Regions from separate parts of the Mus musculus genome. Here region 2 is linked to region 1. The links are chromatin loops, found by intact Hi-C in ENCODE. Cell type or tissue: left cerebral cortex. All regions are shown on one strand.

Region 1 (2,500 bases):
CTGAAGTGATGGATGGTTGCTTCCCTGGTGCCCTAAGTGATAAAATGCACAACCAAGGACAGTAAGATGAGACTTCCTCAAAGACAAACAATTTCAAGTAATAAACCTGAGGCTCTGTATATACATTCCAGAAAGGTTCTGACTGCAGCCAATAGCACTCTGCATATACATTCCACAAAGGTTCTGACTACAGCCAATAGCACGCAGAGGCTTCTCCACAGGAAGTCCTGGCCTGAAGAGTGAAGTGCAAAGATGGTCCTCGTCAGAAGACAAACTCGTGATACATTTCTATTGAACACCTCATTTGCAATTGTGGAATCAGGTAACATTTCACCTTAGAAAATGAAGTGGGCATTCCAGTGCGCCAAGAGAGGCACCTGGTTTTGCAAACAGAAAACTATGGAAAGAAGCAGAAATTAAGACCAACAACTTCAGAGTATCAGAAAGACAGAAGCCACTGTCTGCTCCACATCAGGTTAGTTTCAGATTCCTTTGTTGGTAAAGATCAAAACAGCGCAAGTGTTGTGGTCGCATGAATTGAAACTGGAAATCTGATCTCCTCCTGACTAAGTCTTCAGAGGCACACTTGAGTTTGATGGTACAGTGTTTTAGCACACATGACTCCATTTTGATTCTTGGTTTAGTCCTCTGGGGGGCAATGCAGAAGCTTAGTCCAAAACTGCGATGACCTATAGTGTTTCTATGACATCTATGAATAAACAACAGTTTAAAAGCAGCACGGGAGAGGTAGAAACGGACCACCCCTCTGGAAGACTCTACAGAGGAAGAGCCATTTAACTGGGTCTTAAATTGTGAGGCATTTACTAAATAGGTAAATGAAAAAGACAAATGAGGAAATGGTGTGTGCAAAATTTCAAGTGTGCTCAAGGGTCCTCAGGGCAGACTGTGGCTGAGGTGACACGAGAGGGGCTGTAAAAGCCTGGAAGAATAGCCGGGAGGAGGGCCTAGATACTCCTGACGCTGTATAACAGAGAGTGTAGGGGCTTGAGAGATGGCTCAGTGGTTAAGAGCACTGGCTGCTCTTCCAGAGGACAGGAATTCAATTCCCAGCATGTACATGGCAGCTCACAACCATCTGTAATTCAAGTTTCAGGGAGTCCAACATCCTCTTCTAGTCTCTCTGGGCACGCCTGTATGTATGCAGGCAGAATATTCATACACATACCTTAAAAATAATAAATAATAAAAACAAAAATAATAAATGAATGAATGAATGAATAAATAAATATTTGTTGCCCCTAGGGGGAAGAAACATTAAACCCTTCAAATTCCCAAGTAATAAGATGGGAGAATAGGTAGGCCTTGATCGTAGCTAAGTTTAAGCTAACAACATCCTGGGAGGGGGAAGGAGGCCATTCCAGGAAGACCAGCTATGGGCTTGCACTGAAGAGGTTACTGGAGACTGACTCCCATCATGTCTGAGTAATGAAAAAACCAAATGAACAATAAGCCAAGAAACTTCCAGAATACGGCTGACTGAGCTTCCTAAGCAGGCAGAAGCTGCTGCGGCAGGAATGGTACATCTCAATTCCACAGGAAGGGGGCACACAAGCTCCATGTTAGGGACCCTGACAAAACTCACCCTCTGAGTCTTCTCATTTGGCTGATCCTGACGTCTAACATTTGTAATAAGACTGTAAGAGTAGACACAGTCATGAATATGCATGAGAGATTGGCTCCAGACTCTCCATGGATATAAAAAACAATGGAAGTCCCACTTAGGATGTATATGCCATTTCCACATAACCTACACACATCCTTTGGTATTCTTTGAATCCATCCAGACTACTTGTAATACCTAGGACACAGCCAGCCAACTACAGAGGCCACTTTCTGAATCCTGCAAGATTTTCTAGCAAATTATTGAATCCAGGCAGGTGTTAGGATCCCCAAATTTGCAGCCCTTTGTGTGTGTGTGTGGGGGGGGGTGCATGTGAATGCAGGTGTCAGCCGAAGCCAGAGGTACCAAGTCCCTTGGAGCAGAGTTACAGGTGTTTGCCAGCCAGCTGACGTGGGTACTGGGACCGGAACACAGGTCCTTCACTCTTAACCTCTGAGCCACCTCTCCAGCTCTTGATTCATATGTTCTTTTTAAAAGGTAAGAAGCCAGATCTCAAATCAGGACTTTCAAAGTCAAAGACCTCAGCAGTGAAAAATCATGTGATAGTGACTGTTATTCCAGCATAAAAGCAATCCTCTGCCTCATTATTGATGCTGACGTCATCGGACCTTCATCACGCAGCTTGAGTGGCTTGGGCCGGAAGAACCAGATCTTTCCTTGGTAGATTAAAAGGCGGCATGGAAGATGGAAGCCTGCCCGGTGCTTGTTCACAAGCCTCAGATGTTTAGTTAACTGATTCATGGGAGCAGGTTTTCAATGTCTCTCAAGAACACCAAGCCGCCGATTCCAGCTTCTGCCATCCCTACAGCATATGTCTGCATAATCTGTGGGGGATTCTACAGAAGATGCTGATCATGG
Region 2 (2,500 bases), 760 kb after region 1:
ACTCTGCTCTGACAAAGAGAGGGGACAAGGTTCAGCTGCTTACAAGTAAATCTTTAGAAAGGTGGCTCACCCGCCGGTGGGCATTTTAGGAAGCATAGCGACAACTGGCCACTTCCGCTTTGCACAAGGGCACGAGAGAAGCTTGCAGATGCGGGAGGGGGCGGAGCATGAGGTCACGTCACTTACTTAGCATGAATCTCCTGGCCCAAGGACAAGTTACTGCACGTACATCCCGGGGGTCCCCTACTACTGTGCTGTGCCGAAGCACCAGTCCAGGAAACATGACAGGTCATCTTCTAGTTTGCAATCAGAATCCACGGTGGCTACTTTGGAACTGGGGGAGGGACAGGGGTCCGCTAGGGACCGAGTGGCCTTTAGGGACTAACTTCTTTTGGTTGTTGGTTGAATTTTGAAATGAAGGAGGGACACATGATGTAGACACATGGTAAAGGAGGGGATCAGAAATCCCCAATGTCTGAGAAAGAGGCAGACTCGTTAGGGGAGGATGGGATGTCAGAGGAAGACCAGAACCGCAGGCGTTTAGAGAGAGCTGGATGGACCAATGGAGACTTGTCTTTGTCCTTGCTTTTGCTTCTCAAAAAAGGACTCTTTTTGCGCTGGAATGCTAAATTGTTATCATTGTGACAGGAAGGAAAAAGAGAGAGAGAGAAAAGAGGAAGAAAAAAAAACACAAATGAAATGAACAATAATTACAAATGAGTCTAAGTCAGCAAAACGTATTTAGGGAAGCGGAATCCTGGCCAACCTACGCCTGATACCCAGGCCAGAACCATTTAGGCGCTGACTCAATTTAATTTAGTGGCGCCCTGGTGCCAACCATTACTCACGAAGCACAACAGGAGAGCTGCACAATGCCCCAGGAGCCACTGGTTTGGAGGATTTTTCAATTTCAGTGTGTTAAATTATTGAATAAGAATGCTCATTAAGGCTGCAGCCAGCATCTCTTACTCAGCCATTTTAATGACAGGCTCCCTGACTACTCACTCAGCTCACATACAGCTGCCGTTCCCACTCCAGGACACCGGACACACCTAATGACAGGCTGGCCCGCTGTCAGGATACAGTCTACCCGAAACACCTACCAACAGTCTGTAATTCTAAAATCACCTCCTTGGCTAGATGTATTTAAAAACACTATAATGTCTTTTTCATACCCCAACCTCCTAAGACCTGGAAGAATTATTTCCCTTCGGACCCCCCCTCCCCGCCCCCACCCTTCCTTGGCCTTTAAAGCAGAGACCCCACAAAGCAGACGACTCATCTAAGCTTCTGAACATACCTTTCAGTAGTAGTATTTATCAAGTGAGCCAACAGATTTCTGGTTTAGGATTAGAGACCAGACTTTCTATGTCTTTTGCTATACCACCACCTAGTGGTCACATCCCACATTACAGAATAAGGGTTCTAGATACTGACCACGGCTGAGGGAGGCATTAAACAAAACTCCACAGCCTGACTATGTGGAATGTGCAGGGACCCAAGCTGCTTTCACTGAAGGGAGTGCCCTCTTAGGAGCCTGAGGCTGAGACACCTGGGCTTGGATCTCTATTACTGTATCAGTTTTACTTTCTTGGTGTTCAAAGAAATACTACCGGAGTTCCCTTCACAAGACCACCTTCTAAAAACTAAATAAATAATAAAAAATGGACAGCAGTGATTGATGCCCACTTCATGGGTTGTTATGGATTAGAAGGGACACAAGGCTTGTAAAGTATTTCAAAGGGTACTCAGCCCCCAGTGGCAGTCTGCACCAGGTAGACACTCCTCCTAAGTTTTCTTTCTTGCTGTCACTGCACCCCCACCCCTCAAGGTGGGGTTTCTCTGTGTATCTCTGGCTGTCCTGGAACTCCCTCTGTAGACTACTAGGTTGGCCTCCAATTCAGAGATCTGCCGCCAGAGTGCTGGGACTAAAGGAATGTGCCACCGTATCAGAGCTTTTGAAAGTTTTCTTAACTCAGTTAAACTGAACATAGCAAATTCAGTTAACTGTAAGAACAATACAGTCTTAAGTGGGAAACATTAAAATATTGCCAGTATGGAAGCCAGAGGTAACAGGCCCTCTCTGGTTGTAAGAAATGTTAAGGTAATGTCTAGAGGCAGTTAAGGTCTGGGTGTGGCTGCTCTCACCTGTAGTCCCAGGACGGAGGCAGGAGGATTGTCACTAGCTCATGGTCTGTCTGGGTTATGCAGTGAGTTCAGATAAGACAGACCTACAGCACCTCATCATTGGAGATCCTGTCTCAAATGTCACAGTTCACTGCTGCCTCAGCGCTGACACACCTTTCACCTTCTCCCGACCCCACAACAGAGATGTAACTGACGGGTGCGTGCGTCCTCAGAGCTGACGACGTCACCACCTGTAGTGGTGAATGTGACCTCACCCACACAGAGGGCACCTGTTACTCAACATCCCGTCACCCCAAGAGCACTGGACTCCCTGACGTACATTCAGAAAGTTCTATAATAATAGATAAATGCT

Evidence for each region. Peaks named below come from ENCODE experiments on the same cell type or tissue, not always from the same donor. Only the 100,000 strongest peaks of a DNase experiment are listed, where the experiment ranks them.
Region 2: a loop joins it to region 1, with 4 times the contacts of the local background. A loop is called at or near these places in 6 of 42 quality-filtered maps.

The regions. Positions count from the first base shown.
Region 1 is chr12:100,164,791-100,167,290 of GRCm38, forward strand. No RefSeq gene overlaps it. Among named protein-coding and RNA genes, the nearest start is that of Nrde2, 6.4 kb to the left of the region's middle. In left cerebral cortex, a CTCF peak has its summit at 1,557; DNase peaks (open chromatin) are centred at 1,607 and 2,321; H3K27ac peaks cover 498 bases.
Region 2 is chr12:100,925,026-100,927,525 of GRCm38, forward strand. All of the region lies in intron 25 of Ccdc88c (coiled-coil domain containing 88C), which reads right to left. Among named protein-coding and RNA genes, the nearest start is that of A630072L19Rik, 12 kb to the right of the region's middle. In left cerebral cortex, a CTCF peak has its summit at 1,404 (motif pointing left); a DNase peak (open chromatin) is centred at 1,400.